Regions from separate parts of the Mus musculus genome. Here all the other regions are linked to region 3. The links are chromatin loops, found by intact Hi-C in ENCODE. Cell type or tissue: gastrocnemius. All regions are shown on one strand.

Evidence for each region. A loop is a pair of places that touch in the nucleus more often than their neighbours do. Peaks named below come from ENCODE experiments on the same cell type or tissue, not always from the same donor. Only the 100,000 strongest peaks of a DNase experiment are listed, where the experiment ranks them.
Region 1: it touches region 3 in a loop (15-fold over the local background); 19 of 42 quality-filtered maps call a loop at or near these places.
Region 2: a loop joins it to region 3, with 3 times the contacts of the local background. A loop is called at or near these places in 15 of 42 quality-filtered maps.

The regions. Positions count from the first base shown.
Region 1 is chr4:101,142,625-101,150,624 of GRCm38, forward strand. It overlaps Raver2 (ribonucleoprotein, PTB-binding 2), which reads left to right. Exons shown (of 12, transcript NM_183024.1): 12 at 7,708-8,000. The coding sequence ends at 7,854. Among named protein-coding and RNA genes, the nearest start is that of Gm24468, 40 kb to the right of the region's middle. In gastrocnemius, CTCF peaks have their summits at 3,685 (motif pointing left) and 4,819 (motif pointing right); DNase peaks (open chromatin) are centred at 2,391, 3,558 and 3,945.
Region 2 is chr4:100,719,060-100,727,059 of GRCm38, forward strand. No RefSeq gene overlaps it. Among named protein-coding and RNA genes, the nearest start is that of Gm46888, 34 kb to the left of the region's middle. In gastrocnemius, a CTCF peak has its summit at 3,633 (motif pointing right); a DNase peak (open chromatin) is centred at 3,633.
Region 3 is chr4:100,585,342-100,593,341 of GRCm38, forward strand. No RefSeq gene overlaps it. Among named protein-coding and RNA genes, the nearest start is that of Ube2uos, 61 kb to the left of the region's middle. In gastrocnemius, a CTCF peak has its summit at 3,050 (motif pointing right); DNase peaks (open chromatin) are centred at 3,088 and 3,309; H3K4me3 peaks cover 928 bases; H3K27ac peaks cover 474 bases.

The DNA of each region.
Region 1 (8,000 bases), 560 kb after region 3:
CCCACATGGCAGCTCTCATAACCGTCTGTTAACTCCAGTGCCTGGGGCCCTTTTCTGGCCTCCATGGGCTCCAGGCACACATGTGGTGCACAGACATACATGTAGGTAAAATAACCTACAGATATAAAACATTTCATGAGGGAGATGGAGCCGCAATGACCAGGTGTTGGTATCAGTAAACAATGACATTAAAACATAAATGGCAAATAACATGATGACATCATGGACACATAGGGGGTCTCAGAGAGTTACACACTATAAAAGAATTTAATAATTCTAGAACTGACAGGAGTTGTTTAGCGCTCTCGCTCTCTCTCTTTTTGATTGGTTTGTTGGTTTGTTCAAGACAGGGTTTCTCTGTGTAGCCCTGGCTGTCTTGGAACTCACTCTGTAGACCAGGGTGGCTTCAAATTCAGACCTGCCTCGCTCTGCCTCTTGAGTGCTGGAAGTAAAGGCATTCGCCACTGCCTAGCAGTTGTTTTGTGATATTAAAGATTACATTAGATGGGAACAGCACAGGACTGGAAAGACAGGAAGGAAAGATTCACCACTAGAAAAGCAGCAGGCAGAGGAGAGAGTGGAAACCAGTGAGCAGGCTCTTCAGAGCCCCGGGAGCAGACCAAGCAGCTAGAAGTGCATATCAGTGGAGGAGATGCGGTTAATGGAGTATAAAATGTTTGAAAAACGAACGATCAAAATTTTCTTCAAAAAACACAGATCTCATGAGCAGAGTCCCCTCTCGTAAATCAGGAACTCACGATCGTGTACAGGAGTCAGACTTACAGAGAGATGATCTAGACAGTAACGGGGTAACAACAATGCGTATTGTCTCAGAGACTGCAGCCTTGGCACCAGTGTCATCTGGGGTTGAATAATTGCTGGGCCTTCCCTGGACATCACATGGTGTCTAGCAGCCTCTCCAGCAGCGAGAGCCACTGTCAGGACTGATAAAATGTGCAGATGACAACTGTTTCCCCCCTTTGAGTTCATAGGGAACCAGTACAGAGCATCGTTGACACTGTAATGCATGCAGATAGTTATCTTACAGCCCTAATGCCAGGGCCAGAATGGAGCAAGTGAAATAGGGATTTGAAGGTTTCTGCATTGTGCATGAATGTGCATCGCAATCTATAGGGTAGCCATTAACAGATAACAGCAGTTCACACAGCCAGGAGAACTGACTTTTCACAAGTTCAAAAGAAGCTACTGAACAGTAACAAAAGAGAGGGGTTTGTAGATTCATTTCCAGTCACCACATCATTTCATTTAAATGATCTTCAGTTTTCAACAACAACAGAAAAATCAATAGAACAGAAAGAGAGAGAGAGAGAGAGAGAGAGAGAGAGGGAGAGAGAGAGAGAGAGGAATCAGACAAGTCAGGAAATGTGGTGGTTTGAATAGCAGTGACCCTCATCGACTCATAGATTTGAATGCGTGGTCATTAGGGAGTGGCAGTACTTGACAATGATTAGGAGGTGTGGTCTTTTGGAGTAGGTGTGGCTTTGGGTTTCAATTGTTGAAGACAGGCCTCTTGTCTCTCTTCCTGCTGCCTGCCAAGCCAGATGTAGATCTCTCGGCACCATCTCTGCCATGTTGTTCCTCAGCACCGTCTCTGCCATGCTTCCTGCCATGATGACAAGGAACTAAACCTCTGACACTGTAAGCCAGCCCCAGTTAAATGTTTTCCTTTATAAAAGTTCCCATGGTCATGATGTCAACAATAGAACATTGACTAAGACACCGTGCACAGGGGAAGCAGGTAATACAAAATGCTCATAAGGTCTCCTGGGTGTTGGACTTAGGAGACGACGGTATAAAGAATTAAAGTGAGTCATATGTAAAGAACGACCTTGGGCAGTGTGGGAGCTGGGCCACACCAAGCAGGCTGTCAACATAATAAAAACTTCATTAAGGGACTGCAGCAGATGTCAGCAGGGATAAGAGTGACAAGCATGGAATGTAGGTCATATGAGATGACCCACACCAAGAAACTGGAAGGAAAAAGAGTCACAGCTATATGGGCAAAGGCATGGTGAACTGTCAGTAAAAGTTAGCATTCCTCAAACTAAGAGTTTGACTTGTAGATATGTGCTAAGAGAATTTGAATGTATCTACATACCAGTTTATACACTAATGTTTACGGTAAATTATCTCTAACAGCCAAAATGGAAAGGCCCAGTTGTCTACAAGTTAGCAAGCAAATGAGCAGCATGATGAACCACAAAAGCATGCTAAGTGAAGTAAGCCAAAGAGGCCACATGTATGATTCTGTTTATGTGCAGTGTTCAGAATAAGTAAATCTGTAGGGAAAGTCAGATGACTGCTCTGGGAGTGCAGAGGAAGAGTCAGCGGCTGTCGCTGGCAGTGCGGGGATACTCTGGGGTCAGACGGAGAGTCAGCGGCTGTCACTGGCAGTGCGGGGATACTCTGGGGTCAGACTGAGTCTTCCAGCTCTGTACATAGAAACAAACACTGGACTAACGATATGTTCAGTGTTTACTTGTTACTTATATGCATATGTGTTTGTGTCAGAGTATGTGCATGTAAGCAGGTGCCTGCAGAGGCAGGGAGGGTGAACCAGATTCTCTTGGAGCCGACCAGTGTGGGGCTAGGAGCGGACCTTACATTCTCTGTAAGAGCAGTATACACGCTTTTAACTGTTGAGCCATCCTGCCAGCCCTGGAGTGTGGTAGTTTAGAAACAAACCTTAGTTATCCTAAATAGAGGAAGCATATTTACTTAGTGTTCCTGAAGTTCCAAAGTGCGTACCGTAACCACGTTAACCCGGCGTGTTCCAATCTAGAGCTCCTTAGAAGCCAGTTTTAAGTGGCTACCTCCCCTCGTCCCTGGCTGTAGTTACTCAACACTGAGATGCAACTGATTTTAAGTAGCTACCTCCCCACGTCCCTGGCTATAGTTACTGTACTCAACACTGAGATGCAGCTGATTTTAAGTAGTTACCTCCCCACATCCCTGGCTATAGTTACTGTACTCAACACTGAGATGCAGCTGATTTTTCCCAAAATTACATGTCCTAGATATTTGAAGTGGACGATGAAAAATGAAGCCAGAAACAAATGGAGTTATTTTAAAGTCTAATAGCATTATTAGCTGAAAGATCTTTTTAATTTGGATAGCTATAGACAGTTTGATATTTCAGAGTCTGAGGTAAAGATGAACAGGTCTGTCTGCATCAGATGGGTGTTATACGTCCATGTTACAGGAGCCCATGAGCCAGCTTATTAAATATTTAATGCCCGAGTATAGCCTCTAACTACAATCTGACAAAACAATAGAATATTCCTTCCTGCCCCCTTTTATTGAAGTAGAAAAAGTACCTTTTCAGCATGGCGTAATCATTAGTTTCAGTAATATGAAGGATAATTTAGGAATCCCTTCACCGTTTTCCCTGACCATTAAACTGAGATTTGGGTTTTTCTTTCCACACTTGGCTTGGGGCAGCCGCCTGGCTCACTGGCAGGAGTCCTTTGCACTGCCAAGCCATAGTCTTGTGTTTCCCTGGTTACATGGATCTTTCCTGCTGGGAAGCTGGCCGTCCAACCCAGGGAATCGGCTACAGAATGTGTGATGAGTTAGGGTGGCCGCAAACCCAAAAATGAACTAAAAAGCAATGAAGCGTCTCGGTCTCTCCTTAGAGAGCCTAATGCTGCCATCTAGTGGGCAAACAGTGCAAGAGCACATCATGTTATGTGACACAGGACATTCCTTTGTACCATTAAATGAACTTAAGGTGTCTAACTTACACAGTTGTGGCCACTGAGACTTTCCGGGTGGTTTTCATTTTTGAAAAATGTGACACAGTGACTTGCCAGGTGAGTTTTGGGGGCAAATGTGAGTCTTATAGATACACAGTTGTCGGTGTCATACAGTCCCACAAGTAGGAACAGCCAGTGCAGAGATGCATGAGACAAACTTGGTACCTTGTTAAAGGAACAAAGGGAGGGAGAGCGCCCAGCAGGAGAGGCTGGGGCAAGATGGAAATGGAGAAGTCTCAGTGGGTGGGGACAGGGCAGACAGGTAGGACCTTGTTAGGTCCTTTGTGTACTTAGGATTTTATTCTAAGCTATGACTAAAGAACATAGGAAGGCCAGAACATAGGTTTAGGACCTGGAAAAATGGAATTGTCACTGGCTGAGATGGGTAGGAACGCGGGTAGAATGGGTTTTGGGGGGCTGGGAGGAGATTTAGTTTGCCTGGCTGGTCCCGTATGATGTTCATTGCTGATTGGCCATCTATCTCAGGAATCTGGATGTCAGGGAGAATGTTGTCACAAATTATGTGGGAGGTTGAGATGCCAAGGGTTGAGGGCCAGGAGTCCAGTAGTCATTGTCAACTCTCTGGATTTCTCATCTTCTTGGTGAGATAGCTGACTAGCTAAGAGTGAAGATGCCGGGCTCCCCCGCGGGAGGCTAGAGGGGAGTGGAAATTGTTGACATCATAACTACAGCACTCAGGAAGCCGCCTCCTCACATCGTGGTTCCAAAGATCAGAGCCCAGGAAGAATCATGATAGGCGGTTTCACCTCATCCTGAGGAGAATCCTGCTGAAGATGAATGTTTTCTGGAAAGGGCCCATCCTGGGGGGCGGGGGAGCGACGGCTCTTGGATGAGGCCTAGTGAAGTGTTGTGAAAGCAACCTGACGGGATGTTCTTGTGCTGGTGCAATTTCACCAAATCAGCAGGTTATACTTTGTGTGTGTGTGTGTGTGTGTGTGTGTCTGTCTGTCTGTCTGTGAGAGAGAGACAGAGACACACAGAGAGAGACTGCTTGTCAGTGTTTATACTGCATGGCTGCAGGTGACTATGGAGCCCAGCAGAGGGAGTCTAACTCTTGAATCTGGACATTGAGAAGGTGATGAGCTCCCTAGTGTGGTTGCTGGAACCTGAACCTGGTCCTCTGCAAGAGCAGCAAGTGTTTTCTTACCATGAAACCATCTCTCCAGCCCACAACTTTTAAATTGTTTTGTTTTGTTGAGACATGATCTTACCGTGTACCTTGGCTGGCCATAAATTCAGACATCCCTCTGCCTCTGCCTTCTAAAAGCTGGGATCCTTAACAGTGCTGGGACTTGAAGGTATCTGCCACCACACTCTGCTAGTAGCATGTTACATTCTAAATTCCCTGCTGTCCTGGGACAGCGTTTTGAACTTTAAATGTGCTACGGTGCAGAAAGTACCTGGGTGTGCTGCATCTGCAGGGCGAGCTACTGGCTCCCAAAGCTGCAGCTGGGTAGCATCACAGGGCTAGGGTGAGCTTTGTTTCAAGTGCATTTGAAATTTTTTAAAATGCTTATTTTGTGCACAGGGATGGAAGGGCACACGTCATGGCCTGCTTGTGGAGGTCAGAGGACTGTGTGGCCCCCAGAGGTAGAGCCCAGGACATGACTCTTGTTGCCAAGTGCCTTTCCTACCGACTCCTCTCCAGTAACTGAGGAAAGCCCTCAGATAGGAGTTTGGAGAGAGCCAAGTGCACGTTTTCATTCATTCATTCATTCATTCATTCATTCATTCATTGAAGCCTAGGGCCCAAGACCTGAAGGTGAAGGGTATGAAGGAAGAGACGCCGCATGCTGTGACAGACAAGAGGAAGTTGATCTGTGTGCTTTTTTTCTCTTTGTGGCAATTTTTAAATGTTTCTTACTCATTTTTAGTTACGAGTTTGTTTTTCTCAGACTACTGTGCTTGCTTCAAAACCTCCAACTACCGTTGTTCCCCACTCACTAATCCTTACAAAGCTAGCCGTCTTTGATGTACTAAGTCAGAATTATCCTTCTCCGCTGCTGTATGAGCCACAAGGGCATTTTTCATTTCTCATTCTTAACTAATGTTTTTCTCTGACATTCAGGCTCACCTCTTCGGTCTCTGTTGGCTGGCTCTGGATGATATAGAGCCATTTGAATAACAACATCCAGTGTCTGCCTGGTTTGGGAGAATAAAGACGATCTAGAAGGCTCTTGCTTTAAGGATGAACGTGGTCACCATGCAGCACGGAGAGAGGGAGGCATAGGGGAGCTCTGCCCACTGTGAGAGGTGTTTGCATCTTGCTCCTTGTGGCAGTTTGAATATGCTTGGCCAAGGGAGTGGCACTACTAGGAGGAGTGGCCTTGCTGGAGGAAGTGTGTTACTGTGAGGTGGGCATTGAGTCCCTCCTAGCCACGTAGGGGACAGTCTTCTCCTGTCTGCCTTGGATGAAGACGTAGAACTCTCAACTCCAGAAGTCCCAGGTCTGCCTGGAGGCTGCCATGTACCTTGATGCTAATGGACTGAAGCTCTGAACCTATTAAGCCAGCCCCAACTCAATGCTGTCCTTTATAAGAGCCACCTTGGTCATGGTGTCTGTCCACAGAAGTAAACCCTAAGCCACCCCTCATGTTTGGGAAAATCTCACTTGCAGAACGAGCTGCAGGTTAGCGGTTTTAGTGGCTAAGGTGGAGCCACCAGTATCTTTCCAATTGCTGGGAGATGCTGGGCTCAGCAGTGGGCGTGAGCCGGGGAAAAGCTGCCTACATTGTCAACCTAAGACTACTTTCATCTGTGTTCCTCCCTGCCCCCACCTCCACAGTTTCCAAGCAAATGCTATGCAGTTGTTCAACTTTGTGAATAATCCCTTAGGGCGATGCTTCTCACCCTTCCTATTGCTGTGACTTCCTAATACAGTTCCTCAGGTTCTGGCGACCCGCGACCATAAAACTTTGTTACTACTTCCTATGATTTTGCTACTGATATGAACTGTAATATAAATATCTGATATACAGGATATCTGACCCAGGCTGAGGACCACTGCCTTGGACTCACTTAAGAGGATTGAGGGAGAGAGGCAGCGTAGCTGTTTAGTGGTGGGTCTGTCATTCTGCCTCTTTTTTTTTTTTTCTCTCTCCAAATGAAACCCAATGCAATGGCTATGCCACTGAGCAACCCATGGGCTCTCATGTCTCTTCTTGACAGGATGATGGGAGGACAAATGCAACCTATGACGCAACCTTTTTAAGGGTTTAAAGACACCGAATGTGAGAACTCTCCAGTGTTAGAAAGCTGACCTCCCTCCCCATCAGCTGTTCTCACATTGTGTATCTGGGCTGTTATAATGGCCTCAGCAAGCACCTCACACTTATTTGTAGGGAAAGGTCACGTGCTAGGCTGCAGGATATCATTGTACTGATTAATGTGGCCTGTTATGGGGAACATTAGATCAGACTCTCGGGAAGGGAGCCTGGAAATCTGATTATTTGGGGCCCCAAAGTTTTGAGATGACCATTACTGTTGGTAGTGCTGTCATTTTCCCTGACACCACTCTGACAAGTTCTTGCACACAGTCAATGGGCATACTTAACACGACTCCCCACTTGCTAGCCTGCATCCTCCATCAGAGCCAGATGCTTGGTACTGCTCTTCTGCCTCAGGTGTGAATAGGACCAGTTTCCTCCTCCCACATCCCAGAACTGAGGTGAGGGCTCAGGTTCTAGGTGGGACTGACTGGTGCTGGGGTGGAGTGCAGGGCCAGAGGCTGCTCTTCAACTGAACCATACCAGGCTCTCCACGGGTGACTTTATAGAGACTTGAAAGTCTAATTCCTGCAACAAAGGTGGTTTTCTATTTCTTCTCGGTTTTGGGATTCTGGGATTCTGTCCTCACACCAACTGAGGATAGCATGCTTTTCTCACGGACATCTTCACTGACTTTCTCACAGGCATCCTCCTTGAGGAATGAGAAGCGAGGCTCCTCCTATCTCATCTCTGCCCCAGAAGGAGGCCCGGTAGAACTCGCTGGCCAGCACCCTCAGGACACCGGAGTGAGCTACACAGAAACCTACTTGAAAAAGAAGCGTGTGTACTAAGCTCCGGGTCTCCTGCCCGCCTGCTGCGGCGCGGCGCCTGCTGCTCATCGCTGCCTTAACTTCATTCACACTAGCCATATCCTTTCTATACGGGTGTCTGACTTCCCAGAAGGAACTGTCATGCAGCAGGCAGATCAGCCAAATAC
Region 2 (8,000 bases), 130 kb after region 3:
TCTCTCTCAGTACCTCACAGAACCTCATTAACATACCTCATTTGCATGTCTCACATCTGATTGGTTATTCTTTCAGTACCTCACAGAACCTCATTATCATGCCCGGGCCAGGCAGTATCTTGGCAAAAAACTTTACTGCATATGTACACATTGATTGTTTGCCCAAACTTATGTGTGGTGGCCAGCGGTAGCCAGCGCCACTCTGCAACAGCACATGTGGCTTCCCACACACCACCATTTCCCAGAAGTTCCCTTTCTTTAAGATTCAACTTCTGCTTTTATATTACATATATTCCACTACCCTGTCTCCTTTCCACCTCCCTTAAGTTATCTTCCCATGTTCTGGGGCATGGTGACAAACACATTTCATCCAAGCACTCTCGAGATAGAGTCAGGCAGTTTCTCTGTGAGTTGAGACTAACCTAGTATACACAGAGAAAGAGTTCTACAACAGCCAGAGCTACATAGACCCTGGCTCAAAACAAACCAAACAAACAAACAAACAAAAACAACCAAAAAAGGCATCTTCTCTCTTCTTATGATCCCCTTTCCAGACTTACATTCCATTCCATGACATACACACCCACATATGTACCTATAAATTTATACTCTGTGTGTGTGAGAGAAAATGTACTATATTTTTCCTTCTGCATTTAGTTTATTTTGCCTAACATAATGATTGTTGTATATATTTTTTGCAAACGCCATCATTTCAGTTTTCTTGATGGCTGCATAACATTTCCCTGCATATGTGAAGCACATTTTCTTTCTCTATTCACCTGTTGGTGGGCATCTAAGCTTGTTCCAGTCCCTGGCTGTTGTGAATGTTATAGCTGTAAGGGTGGGTGTGATATACATGTAAGTGTCAAGAGTAGTGTAACTGGGTCATGCAGTTCTAGTTTTTGCTGTTTGAGGACCCTCCATGCTGATTTCCATAGTGGCTGCACACTGTACTCCCAACCCCCAACAGAGAATAAGGGTCCCTCTTTCCTTGCATCTTCTACAGCACTTGTTGTTGGTTGGTTTCCTGTTGATAACTAATCTACCTGGATAAAACAGAACCTCAGAGCTGTTTTAACTTGTAAACCTTGATGGCCAACAATGTTGAATGATTATTCAAGTGGTGATTGGCCATTTCTTCTCTTGAGAACTGTCTATTCAATTCATTAATACATGGTGTATATATACATATATGTGTGTGCACATACATGTGAAGGTCAGAGGTCAAGGTAAAATGCAGAAGACTGTTGTAGAGAAGAAAGTAGAAAGATCAAGAGATTTTTTTTAAAAAAAAGAGAGAAAAAAGAGATTGCCCTAGAGTTAAAAACCAAAGTTCTAAGATGAAATTAAATAAATACAAGAAGGGAAATAAAAGCAAAGACATAATAGACTTTTAAAACAAAATAGAAGGCCACCGATGTAGCTCATCAGTAGAGTGCTTGATTTTCTCCTCACCCCCACATAAACTAGACATGTGTGGTGGTACATGCCTGTCATCCAAGGATTTAGGAAATAGAAGCAGATTAGAAATTTAAGACCACCCTTGGCTACTTAGCACTAAGCTAGTGTGAGAGACTCTTGTCTCAACAACAACAACAACAAAAATCAAATAATAATGTAAAATCAAATACAACTAAATTACTAGGTATAGTAAGAGGGACACGTGGACCAAAGCGAAAAAGAAAGAAAGTAAGGGAAAAGGAAAAACTAAAATATTAGCCCCAAATGGAAGATTTATATAAACAAAATTAAAGTATATGATGGAGAGGAACAAATAAAACAATAGATACAATAAAGTACCCAGCTAGGCATGCGGTAACGTTGTTGTTGTTGTTGTTGTTGTTGTTGTTGTTGTTTGAAACTCACAGAGGTATGGAGCTGGAGAGCTGGCTCAGCAGTTAAGAGCACTGGCTGCTCTTGCAGAGGACCAGGCTTCAGTTCCCAGCACTTGTACCCACATGGTGGCTCACAATCATCTGTCACTCCAGTTCCAGGGAATCAGACACCTTCTTCTGGCCTCCGAAGGCATCAGGCACACATGTGGTCCATAGACAGATATGCAGGCAAAACCCTTGCACACATTAGGAAAAAAAAATTAACCCTTCTTTAAAAAATAACCACATAGAAGAAAATATAAAGCTAGTTGGCACAACTTCTGCCTGGGCCCCTGAGAACTGGAGACAGCCAGTATTACGAATGGTGGAAGGAAGATCAGGTTAGGCCCTGTCACCTCGATGAAAGGGACCAAATTGTTCCCAAGCCAGAGGAAGAGGTTGCACAGAGGGAAAATAACTCTCAGAAGAAACCAACGAGACAAAAAAGGCATGGCACAGGAATCAATTCAGCATAAAATAAATGCAAATAAAATTTTTCAAAAATTCGCTCCGGGGCATGGTTAGCTTGGTGCATAAGAATAGTAACACGTGGAAGCCCGCCCAAAATGATTTAAAATATCTTCCTCCATCAGTCAGGACTTCAAGCTTTAATCAACAAAACATGGGCTAAGTTAAGGAGGAAAATTAGGTAGCTCACAGAACTTCAGGATGACCCGAGACCCAGGTTGGAAGGTTCCAGTGCCCAGTACAGTGGCAAGATGATAGTGCAAAGTTGCTCTTACCTGGGTAGCTTAGACCACTATTGGCACCACGTTAAGCATAGACCTCAGTTAAAGCCATTGTCCCAGCTGCTTTTAGAAAACGGCCCAGTATTACACGATGTCACCACCACCTTCACAGCGGCCATTGGCATGTCCGCCCACAGAGCTCCTCTGACATTAAGCTCCCTTTGTTTCTGTCCTCGCTCCCTTCCTGCTCCGTGACTGGCATTGCCACCTACAGGAGCTCTAGGCAGACCCTGAGCTTCCATAACTCTAAACCATTAAAGAGTGTGTGGCAGAGTGGATGTCAGGTGATCAATTCCCCACCCCACCCCCACAATCAGAGGGGCTACAAAAAGAAAACATCTACAAATAGTCACTGTCCACAGTAGGATAATATAGGAAACTCCCAGACACAGAAAGCCATTTCAGGCACTGGGCAGCCAATATATATAACAAGTGTATACAGTGTTGCTGTTGCAGAGCCAAGAAGCTCCGCGGCTTAGAGCCTGAGGGTGCAGCTCATGGCAATGCACACTTAGCTTATGTGCCCTGGATTCTAGCCCCAGCTCCAAACGCAAAGTCCCATGAGCACACAAAGTTCCTTTTATATCTTCCCGTGTATGAATCTATTGGTGCACAATCTAAAAGCGTCCATCAAGACACTAACTCAAGTGCTCAGCTTTGCAAAACTGCAGCGAGGCCCGTGCAGTGCGCATGCTCCCACCTGCCCCTCCCTCTCCTTTCTCATTCATTTCTTCACTACTATTCTGCCTTTATGTACTCGAATGGTCTTGATCACGAGTCATAACCAATGACGCAGGGAATACAACTGAAGACTGTATTCAATAGACCCTTCTCAGAAAGCAAGGGTTCCATGTTCCCATCTGGCTACAGTACCTACCTGCAGCGCAGTACTCTCCTAGATGCTGGGGTCCTTGCCTTGAGTCTTTTGCTACCGCGGTTCCCACTTTCCTTTGCGGCACTTGTGAAGCAGCCCCACACCTGTCCTCTAGGATCACGGCATTTGACCCACCACCAGCAGGGGGCGCCGCGCCTTCTCCCTGTGTCCTTTCCACACTACCTGGGTCCCTCTATAATGCTCAGCCCTTTTAATCCCTGCTCCTGTCTGCTCCAACCTTGCCTCATCTGGTACCCAGCCTCTGTATCATCTCCTCTTATAGATGCTGCTGATGAGCAGAGAAGGAGGAAGGTCGGGACCTAGGGCAATGTAAAAGAAACTTGAGAAAGAATCTGTCACAAGGAGCTGCTGTTTGTTTGAAATACCTTTTAAATTTTTAACGGCTTCTTCCCCTAACGCTGACTTCTCCCGAGTATATCTTCCCTTCTTTCATGCTCACAGCATCTGTGTCCTTTGCAGTCTTCTGTGGCATCTCAGAAAACCCACTTCAGTCTAAATATAATTGGGAACGGACTCCTGAAGGGCGTTGGAAAGAACCAAACATTGATTGTTCTGTCCCATTGAAAAGCTTAATCCTCAGTCATGCCTGAAGCAGCTCGATAGCTAGCTCGCCCTCAGCAGTACCCTAGGCCCTCCCTAGAAAAGGTACACTTATCCTCAGTCCCTTAGCTCTCCACACAAGGGCAGTAACCTTGATCCTGACAGAGGGCTACAACAAGCCAAATGCCATTTGTCCAGCAACTAGGGCTCTTTTCTATGGAGGCAAGAGATGGGAAGGCACATGTGGCTCCCAGTAACAACCCTAGTTAACTCCCCCCACCCAGCCTGCCCCTCCACATGCCCGTGCACACAGAACACCCATGTTGACTTTCATTGCTTTTTCAAAAATTTCATGTTAAGGTGAATCCTCAAAGCCCAAAAGGCACTCAAAGAGTTCCTAGTCCCATTTGTAAGCGCTGTCACAACTCCATGCTAGAGTTATTCAGGATACACAGGCAATAGACACCACGACCATGCATTCCACTGTTGGATTCTGAGTTTGATGGAATTCCAACTTTAAAAAAAAAAAAAGTTTCTTTGCTGTAAGCAGCTCCATTTAGTGGCTAAACTTTGAAGAACAATGTGGTTCATCCCCCTCTGTTTTGAATCCCATTCTTTGTTTCTCCTGACTATTTCAAATCATCTCTGCTGCAAAAAAACAGACCACGTCAATGATGTTGAGTAATCGCTCTCATCATTCCGTCTCAGCCCACACACCATTTTAAATTCTTTCTAGAAGTTGATTTCTAACTAGACAGTAGGAGGCTTGCTGGATAGTGCTATGCACGCATTTGACGTTATTTCACTCATATTTTGTCGCCTCCTATTCCAACCAGCAGAAAGGAACAATGACACTACATTCTTCTCAAAGCAGTTTATTCAGGAACCTTTCAACATCATGCATGAATCTCTCTCCAGAAATCAATCTCTCCAGAAAAAAAACAACAACCAACCCGACCCCAATCGCAATCCCTTATATAACCTCTCAACCACACCCCAGCAGTCCAGTCCACATAACAGCAGTCCATTCGCCGGAATCATCACTCATCATATGGTCCGATCTTGCATCATGGTGCACCTGTGCAGTTCTCACGATGGACGTGGCTTATTTTCAGGTGTATGAGGAAGTCAGGTGCAAGTCATAAGACTTGGCTGCAGTCCCGGGCGCTATCTTGGGGGCTGCTGCCACACCCGCTCCTCACAATATTGGAAAGGTAAGGATTTCCAGTGGTCTCTCCAGAGTTGGACTGGCATGGTTTTTTGTCCTTACAACTGAGTCCCAGAGGCCCAATGTAAGAGGAGTTCTAGAAGAGCATTTTTCCAGATGAGCTGCTCAGAGCTGGGGTGGGAGGGCCATGGGGGTCTTAGGAAAGTAACTGATATGTAAGAAAAGGATTCTGCAGTCAAATCATGTCAAAAGGCAGCGTGATAGACAGGATTGCCAAGGTGAGAAGATGTCTGCAAGCAAGTACACATGGATTTTAGCAAGAGAAGTTAAGAGATCTTATTTTGCTTTAGGATTTATTTTTATTTATCTGTATGGATGTATGTGTGTGTATGTGTGACTATATGACACATGTTTGTGGGTGCCTACAGAAGACAGAAGAAGGTGTCAGATTCCCCCGGAGCTGGAGTTGCAGGCTCTTGTGAACAGAACTCAGGTCCTCTGCGGCAGTTTTTCTAACCATTGTGCCCCTCTTCGCATCCCCCATGGAGGACCCGAGCTTTCTTCTCACTTATGTGTTTTTCTTGTTTCCTTTCATTGTCCCTCCAAGGGGTGTCACCTGTATGACATGCTATTCACTTGTTCTAACACATGTGTGACATGCTATACATGAGTCCTAACAGTTCAATGCCGAGCATTTTTCAAGTTTCATTTGCTTATGTTTTGGGTACCTACTTGATTTCTGTGCTCATCTATTTAATTCCAGTATAGAATCAATGAAAGTTTCCTCTTTGCACCCAGCAATATGACTCAGCCTAATGAGCTGAGTTTACTCTCCTGGACACATGAAGGAAGGAAAAAACATCTCCCACAGCTTGTTCTCTGTCCTTCTCATGTACTCTGTGATGCACGCACACCTACATCTACACACACACACACCGGGCACACCCATACAATAATTGATTAATTGAAGTTTTAAAATAATACATATTTTTTAAATGTAAAAGCAAGTCCATGTGTGACAGAAGAAATTAGATGGGTCTCTCTCTTGATTGCAGGACTTTTTGGAACCTTTGGTGAGTTACTGTGTTTCAAATTACAAAGAAGATGTGTGTGTGTGTGTGTGTGTGTGTGTGTGTGTTGTATAGTGTTTCTCATGTATATATGACACAGAAAGTCTGTTATTAGGAGTCTTTTTTATTTGTTTGTTTGTTTGTTTGTTTACATACATGCTCTATCTGTATGTATACCTGCAGGCCAGAAGAGGGCATCAAATCCCATTACAGATGGCTGTGAGCCACCATGTGGTTGCTGGAAATTGAACTCAGGACTTCTGGAAGAGCCGTCAGTGCTCTTAACCACTGAGCCATCTCTCTAGCCCTTGTTATTGAAAGTCTTACAAGACATGCTTTTTTGGACAGTAAAGATTGCCTACTATCCAACTTCCTTCCTCCTAAAATAGAAAAGCAAGCAAACAAAAGAGAAAAGCATAAGAAGTAGACAACATTTGTGAACAAAAACATCTCTGTGGCTGCTACCTGAAAGAGCTGCCCCCTTCAGTGCATGAGCCCTCAGCATGCACAGACCTCCCTGCCACTACCATCCCAGGAACAGGCCAGCTCTGACCTGCTGGTCTCACGTGGCTCCTCACTGTCTCTGTTGGCTTCTCTGCCAGGCTTTCTGGTGGCTACCATTTCTCTACATCATCCTCTTCCTGATGGCAAGACATCGCCACCAGGTTTTGAGCGAACTCTGCTTGCCTGGACCTCTTGCTTTCTACCCGCCCTCACCTGCTTACCCCCTCACTTCCGCCTCCACCGGTTTTCCAGCTGCCCGGTCTCTGACCTTCACCTGTGGCTTGGCCCACAGCTACATTGACTACTGAAACTTGCCAGACAACAAAATATTGGGAGGATTTCCCTTGCCACATAAAAGATCCACTCAGCTACATACAACAAGAGCATGCATGAGAATGAAGACAGGAAGACTCCATGACATCGTTTGGCTTCTCTGAGGTGCCCATGGCTCACACCATTAGTCCCTGGATGTCCTGGAGCTATGTTCTGATAAGCAATGATGTTGCAAAGACTTGTTCTTTCTATATTTTTAATGTAGAACCAGAACCTTACTTATTCACATTTTATTAAGAGCATGACAACTCTCTGCTTATAAACCAGATTATGATCAGCCTGTCATTTTATTTGATATTCCTTTGTTTTTCATTATTTTTTTTTTCTGTTAAATTGACTGAAACCCTGCAGGCATGAGTGCCTTGAAATTAAAATGTATTGTTAATATTCCAGGCCACACACACTGATGCTTCACGGGGCTTTGAGGTTCGCTGCTGAGATGAATGCGTCTGATATTCCCAGGCTGAGAAGATTTGCCCAGTCCAGCCTGTGTTGCAGAATGCCTTTGTTCCTGGAGGCAAATTTGGCAAGGTTTTTGTTAAAGGTTCAACTGGGATTCACTGTGTTCTTCCCTCGAGGTCACTTGTCAGTAAGTTTAATGAAAGGCAAACAGGTACGAGACTTCAATACAGCCAAACAGATTCTATTTTCAGAAGAGTGTGTGTGTCTGTGTGTGTGCATGTGTGCGCATGTTTACATCTCTAGAGAAGTGTGTGTCCATGTGAGTAGCTAAGGAAAAAAAAAAAAAAAAACCCAAGCTCCTCATTGAGTGGCATCATAAAGCCAGAACATTTAGACAATTGACAAGGTTAAATTATTAATTGAGAAGAAATTACCATTGTAAATAGGCACCAGAAAAATACCTTA
Region 3 (8,000 bases):
TGTATTCAGAAATTTATTCATTTCTTTTAGACTTTCCAATTTCTTGGAACTTAACTTTTTATTCTATTCACTGAAAATCTTCTGAATTTTGCCAGAGTCTGTTCTAATGTCTCATTTATCATTTCTAATTAATTGATTTGAGTTTTCTCTTTATCTTGGTTAGTTTGACTAGGAATCAATTGATCTTATCAATCATTTCAACGAATTAACTCTTTTTCTGTCTCACTTATTCATTGTGTTTTCACTCTGCCTCATTAATTTCTGGTTTTTATTATTTCTTGACATTTACTAATTTGAGTTTGGATTCTTTTTTCTTTTCTAGAGATTAAGAATAGGTTATTTATTGGAGAGCACTCTGGTCATGTGTAACTATAAAATTTCCTCTTAGGATTTCCTTGGCCATATCCTAATTTTTCTCATCTATTCTCATTTTCTTTTTACTCTAAGAATTTCCTCATTTAGTCCCTGATTTCCTCAATAACTCATTTCCTAAATGATAATGTTATTTCAAATGGGTAGTATTGGTTGGGTCAGTGAAATGGCTCAGAGGGTAAAAGCGCTTGCTGCCTGAGGTGATGCAGCCCTGACAGCCTGGTTCACTCCCCAGAACTCATGCAAAGGTGGGAGGAGAGAACTGGCACCATAAACGTATCCTCTGGCCTCCATATGCATGCTGGGATACACGTACCCAGCAACACACACACACAGTAAAGCACACACTAAAATGATAAGCAAAATTTAATTTTAAAAATTGTATTGTTGTGCTGGGGTAATGGCTCATGGATAAAGTGTTTGCCATCCAACTGTGAGGACCAGAGTTCAGCTACCCAGAACCCAAAAAAAAATCTGACCAGGCATGGTGTCCGCCAGTAACCACAGCACTTGGGAGATGAAGACAGGGAGGCTTGAAGTAAGTCGACTAGCTAGACTAGCCAGAGTTGGAAAGTTCCAGATTCAGTGAACCCTGATTCAGTAAATAAAGAGAAATCCAGGTCACCTTACAGCAACTTCAAGCTCCTACCTGTGCATGCTCTTACACACGTACACTTGTATTCATACATGTACAAATGCACATGCAGATGCATCACACATGATGCTCTCGTAAAGATAAGTGTGTCGTTTGATTTCCAAGCATCTATACGTTTTCTGAGGTTTACTAACTTTATTGGGTTTTGGTTTTGTTCTTGTTTGTTTGTTTATTTGTTGTTTTTTTATGCTTTGGGCTTTTGTAATTTCTCAATTCCTTTTTGTTCTTGGTCAAATTATTAGCAAGGGTTGAAGTATATGAGGAAATATATGTACTTTCTGCCAAGCCTAAGGGCCTGAGTTCCATCCCTTAAAGACTATGTAATAGGGGAAAGACGAGTCCTGATAATTGTTCTCTGACCTCCACAAGTTCTCTGTAGCATGCAGGTATGTATGTGCACACATGTGCTTGCGTGTGTGCCTGCACACACACACACACACACATACACCAATGTAATTTAAAATTTCTGCCACACTATTCTTCATTTACCTCTGCGGCTTCCTCTGAGTTCAGCTCACTCTTGTTTTCAGTTTGTTTCAAGCAATGCTTGTTTGGGAGGGGTCCTCGAGTTAGGTTCTCACTGTTTGATCTACTTGCATAGACTTAACTTCACCCTCTTGCAACTGGGAGTACAGGTGCATCCCACCGTGCTAGGCTTAACTTACTCCCCCAGCCCCAATTCCTTACACTGGAAGCTGATACCTAAACTGAAGACTTTTCCCCAAACCCAAGAATTTAATCCAACAGACTTATTATCTTTAATCCAAAAATCCTGCCTACTCTCCTCCGCTCCCTGCAAAGTGAGAGCCAACATGCAAACAATTTCCGGTTTTAGGGTATTTCAGATTTCAGAATGTCTTGGATTTGGGGGTTCCTGGTTAGGCCATACTGAAGTTGTAATGGCTAAGCAAGCATTCTGAGACACTTCTGGACTCCACATTTTTGGAAAGGAGACCAACCCTGAGTAAAGTCCCCCTCAGTTCCTCTTGCTTCCCTGGCAATCCAAGGAACTGTTATGTTTCAAATTTTCACTAAAACTAAAAGAGGCCTAATTTTGTTTGTATTCTTTGATCCATGTATTATTTAGAAGTTGTTTTTAGTAAATATTTGGAGATTGCCCAGAGATCTTTCTGCTTTTGATTTCTAAAATAATTCCATGTGGAACGAGAATGTTTCCTAAAATATCATAAGAGTTCTTTCATTACCAAGCTATGGCTATATTTTCTATTTTTAGCTGCCAATGGAAAAATATGTCAAAAATACATGCAAGCTGAAATAGAAACATTTAGAAACAAAACAGTTCTAGTTTGAGAGAATTTCTTACTCTTTACCCCACAGGCAACAGCAGGGGTTGCTGGTGGGGGATTCCAAATTTGGAGTCTGACATCAAGAGCCAGTCACATGCTTGCAAACTGTGGCCAGGGGATAGGAGTTAACCCACTTTCACACTGGTTTCTCTAGTCCAGCAGGATAGGCAATAATGAATGACACCTCAGTTGTTAAGGCTGCTGAGAAGACCAAAAAAAAAAAAATGCACAAATGCATTATAAAATACTAAAAGCAGCGGCGCAGACCTGCAGTGAGCCTTGTGCATTTCATAAAAGAAGTTGTACTTCTGATAATTCATCTGATAGACTATGATAGAAAAATCAGTTTCCAGAGACCTGAATTCAAACCCATCAGCTACACGGATGGCTTTGAAGAGCATCCATACATAGCACTTTGAGATGCATTTTGGTGGGAGATTTTTCTTAAATCTGCCCCTGGGGTGTGACAAGCCATTTAGTTAGGACACCTATCGCTGGAAGGGATCTCTTCGCCTTCACCACATGAGGCGAATCTGAAGCTCAAGTCTACACGAGTGTGAGTTCCAGTTTTGTGACTCACAGACTTCCGAGAAGAGAGTAGGAGAGAAGATGGGAAACTTAACTTCTAAACATCCCCCCAAAAACAGTGGTATCGGTATCACTACAGCCTAAGACAGCTTTAGAAAATCTGCCTTATTGTTCCTACTCCTCTCTCCCTGAAGGTGGCGCCCGTTAGCCGCTGTGCCCGTGCTCAGGCTCTGAGGTTCCCAGAAGCCAAGCACTTTGAAAGGCTGGCAGAAACCAAGAGCATTTATGAGTGGGACCGCTGTGCTTCCCTAGGGAAGACGTTTCCACACCGCGGGAAAGGCTTTCTAAGAGGAAATTACTCTAGCTTAACGATAGTGCTGCTCGGTAAAGTCAGAGCCAACCTGGAGAAGTCAGTCAATCCTGCCTGTCAGATGCCAGAGCCCCTGTGATCCTGCTCAATGACTTCCAGTGCCTAATGCCCGCCCTGGGAGGAGGGGGCGGGAGTGCCCTAGGTACCAACAAGAAAGCTCCCGAGCCTGATCTCCACCCAGAGCGCCTTTGCCTCCTTCTCATTACAGGTTGGGAGACTCTGAGAACACTGACAGTTCTTTTCCCTTCCTTGTCCCTTCCCCTCCCCACCCCCCTTCTCCTCTCCCTCCCTATTACCTTTCCTTTTATTCCCTTCCCTTCTTTCCCATCCCCTCCCTGTCTCTCTTCTCCCTCCCCAGGGGAAAGAAGGAGGAGGGAGAGACGCTCAAATCTTGTACTAAACAGTTCCATAGCTTAACCACCCTTCCAAACCTGTGTTCTTTCCGACTAATCTGATATCCAGATGCCAAAGCAAAGCCCACGTGGTTTGAGGTTTTTATCAGGCACGCAAAGAAAAGCTAGCTCTTGTTTGCTGCACACTGCTCTGCAGAAGAGCTGCAGGCCCCTTTTTGCTTTTATTTGTGGCCTCAAAGTCCAGACCCTCTCCCCTGTTCTTCGTCTTATTTTTGAGTTCTAGAGACCACACTGGAATCCAAACGGAAAGCGATCCCCCTAAAAGCCAAGGATAATTAAATTTACTAATTGAATTTTGTTTCAACAAATACAATTACAACATGCAATATCATCTCCTGGGGCTTTTTACATGTCTCAGGGAGGAGCCCTTGGTAACAGTGCTCCCCTGATAGAGAAAAGGGCTTTCTGCAGAGGAGAAACGGTGTGTCCCAGGCAGGTGTGCTCACAAGCCACTAGCCATTTCTAAGGGAACCTACACACTTAATATTGTCCTGGCTAACTCTACATGTGACAGACAGTTACGTTACAGCAATCTAAAATAAACCCAATGTCAATAGGGAAGGTTATTAAAAGGATATATTTACTTTAATGTTCACCAAGGTTTTAATATCTATGGATCCCCATATTATATGACTGATAGGAACACACACACACACACACACACACACACGCATAGGCACAGAGAGAGAGAGAGAGAGAGAGAGAGAGAGAGAGAGAGAGAGAGAGAGAGAGAGGTAGCAGTCCAAAAGAGGCTTAAAGAGACAGAGATTCATTTTCCTCTCAAAATCAGAAGCTCCAGGTCGCTCCTGCTCCTCTCTTGCTCCCTTGCTTTTCCCTCCCCCTTCCTCCTCCCCATTCTCTTTCCCCCTCTCTCTCCACGTGCTCATGGCCAACCTCTATTCTCTGTGTCTCTCAACTACCCTCTTAACTCCCCTCCCCATGCACTGAATAAACTCTATTCTATACTACAGAAGAAGAAGAGGAAGAGGAAGAGGAAGAGGAAGAGGAAGAGGAAGAGGAAGAGGAAGAGGAAGAAGAAGAAGAAGAAGAAGAAGAAGAAGAAGAAGAAGAAGAAGAAGAAGAAGAAGAAGAAGAAAGAGGAGGAGGAGGAAGAGGATAAGGAAGAGGAAGAAGCAGCTGCTCTGGGTCAGGTGGGGCTGGCCCCACAAAGCTGGTGGTGGGTTGACACTACCAAGGGCCAAGCTTGCTTCTTTTCCACACTTCTGTATGTGGAGTGCTGCCTTTTGTTCCAGTGCCTTTCTCAACAGGGCTGCAAGAGCTCCAGACTTTACCTCTGTTCAAGACTGAGGGGCTAAGAAAGCAGAAAGGATGATGATATTGGTTCCTATTTCCATTTAAAGCAACAGGCTACCGTAAGATGTATTCAACGCTAGAGAGCAAACTTTCCAGGAAATGTCGGCTTCTCTGTTCATCCATTCAGATATTTACTTATTGTGATTCAGGGGGTAGTTTACACCCTCTGCGCTAAAGCAAGGCTATGCATTCAAGGCTAGCCTGAGCAAATTAGTGAGGCCCTATCTCAAAATAGTAAGGAAAAGAGAAGGCTGGGGATGTCATGTGCTTACCTAGCATAACGCAATACCCAGTACCACCTAAAATAAATACATGTTTAATACATGTTCTCTCTCTCTCTCTCTCTCTCTCTCTCTCTCTCTCTCTCTCTCTCTCTCTCTCTCTGTGTGTGTGTGTGTGTGTGTGTGTGTGTGTGTGTTAGTGTTTCCATTTTTTTTTTTAAATCTTAAAGTTCTGGACATTTACACTTCAGTTAGGAGACTGAATATCTTGGACAGCCTAGGGCAGAGGGCTTTAACATCTCCTAAGAAATTGATATGAGTGGTCCTAAAGCAAGGTTCTAAGTCACATTTTCAGTCCAAGAATGGCTCAGAACACAGGAACTGTAGAATGGCTGGGCCTATTCTGATCCAGAGTTGCCTGTATTCTATGGAGGTTTGGAAACACCTCCTAAACTAGAATAGCAGACTAAATCACTGAGGGATGGACTGCAGAAGCTGCTGGTTTAAGACCAAAATCCAACCTGACCTGGCATTCTGGGAGTTGTAGTTCTTGGAAAATAACAAAGCCATAAACTGGCCAAATGGTTTTGTCCTTTAAAAAAGCCCCTATGACTCATGTCTCAATACCACTCATGGAGAATTCCAGAGGGTGGTCTTAACCAAAGTCTATTCTGGTCAGTATTTAATTAAAGTTTGGCTCAAATTTGGCTCAAAATGGTGGAACTGATTTATCTCTTGCAAATCGAAGGATTAATACTAGGACTGGCTGAGTCCAGTGGTCCCAGACAGTAATGGCTGTGTCCAGGAAAAGCTGCCATCTAAAATTCAAGAGGTGGAGCTAGGCTCCAAAGAGCACTGTGCTCCATGGACTAGAGCAGTTGGCTCCTCATCTATGGGAGTAAACAGGGCGCCGTGAGACTGGAACCTGGTAGAGAGGAGCCATCATTCAAGACTGTGCCCGATTATAAAAGTTGAGCCCCAGGACTCTGTGAAGACTGCTGCTGTGCCTCAGTGTCCAAGGGCTCCAGGTGTGCATCTCAGCTGGAGCCTCCCAGCAGCTAGGGTCATTGCCACTGTTCAATAAAAGACTGGTGGAACCCAGAAAAGCTCTATGCCCCTTTTTTCATATCTTTAACTTGGGTTTGCATCTATTAATTTAACCAAAACCTAAAGAGCCAAATCAGAAGACACCTGGAGAGTGTTCCCAGCCTCTCTAGATAGCTATTGGAAAAGGGAAGGACACTATGTAGATCAAGAGGCAGGGCTGTTCAGGTAAGAAACAGACTGCAGGAGTTTGGCCAAAACATTCACATGGTATCCTACTTCGTTCTGAGGGTGAGGGTGGGGGCATAACAGACAGACATGATTCCTAGTAAAGTAAAAGTTTTGAAAAATAAAGTGAAAGAATTAATCCAAGAAGCCTTAGAAACTTAGATCTAAATAGATGTAGCCTTCCAAATTCAATTTGTCTTCCGCTGTGAAAAGAGACTAGGTGACTAAGTGTTTATTTTTTAAAAATAATAATAAGCTTATTTCGAAGACACATCCATGTGTTTACTGCAGCACCATTTACAATGTCCAAGGTAGGGAACCCATGTAGCTTACAGGGATGGATAAGGAAAGCATGACAGGTACACACTGTGGACTCCCATAGAATACTATACAGCCACAAGATAGATTGAAATCCTTTCATTTGCAGCACCATGGACTGAAGAAGGTGAGAAGTAAAATAAGCCAGAAACAGCAAATGCTGCACATTCCTCTGAATGGGCGGCTGCTAAAAGATTAACCTCACACTAGACAATTGGATAATGGTTGTCGGGTACCAGTGAGGGTGTGGGAGAGGGGTACATGGCATAGACAATGGCTAAAGGATGGCAGGTGCAGTTGGATATGGAAACACAAACTCCAGCATTCTATAGCACAGAAAAGCAGCAGTTTAGAAATCATTAATGGAATGCTTTGAGTAAGCAAAAAAATCTTAGGTGGTAGACACACAATTACCCCATCTGACATTCCACAATGTACCTGCAATGAAATGTCATACTGTGCCCTCAAATTAATGCACAATTACTATGTGTCTGAAAAAAATGTTTAAAATGAAGATTTACCAAATCAAAGAAAGAGGTTAATATGTGCACATTAAACTAGCGATAGATGTTCCCAAAGCTTTTAGATAATTTATCTTGAAGTCAAGTCACTCGGGCTGTCTCCCTGTGGACCAGCTGTGGTTAGTAACTCTGGTTGTTACCTGGACTGGATTGAGAAACACTTACACACTTGGATTAACACACTCCTAAGCCTGTGTGTGAGGACATCCCCAAGATGATTGGCATGTGGGTCAGGGAGCTGAATGGGGAAGGGCTGACCTCAATATGGTGCACGGTTCTGTGGGATGGAGGCCCAGATGGAACAAAAAGCAGCAGAATGGGGAATCTTGCCCACACCACTGGCTCCACCCTTCTCAGTTTGTATGTTCTGACTGCTGCCATCAACCCATGGACCTTAGACTCCAGCTCCTTCAGCCTGGAAACCTCACATCAGCTACTCTCCAGGGATAGGGGCTGCATCACTGGGCCATTTCCATCTGAAGGCTTCTAAGGTCTTGGACTGAGCTGCTATTGGTTACTCCGACTCTCGAGCCTGCAGATGGCGGCAATGGGACTACCCACCTCTCATCACTTCACAAATCCCCTTAAATTCTAGGTGAATGCTATTGGTTTTGCTGCTCCTCTATAAAACCCTTGATAGTATACCAGGGTTCTCTAGTTGAGGGCACAGACCCCAATTATATCCATCTGAACATCTACAACAGTATGA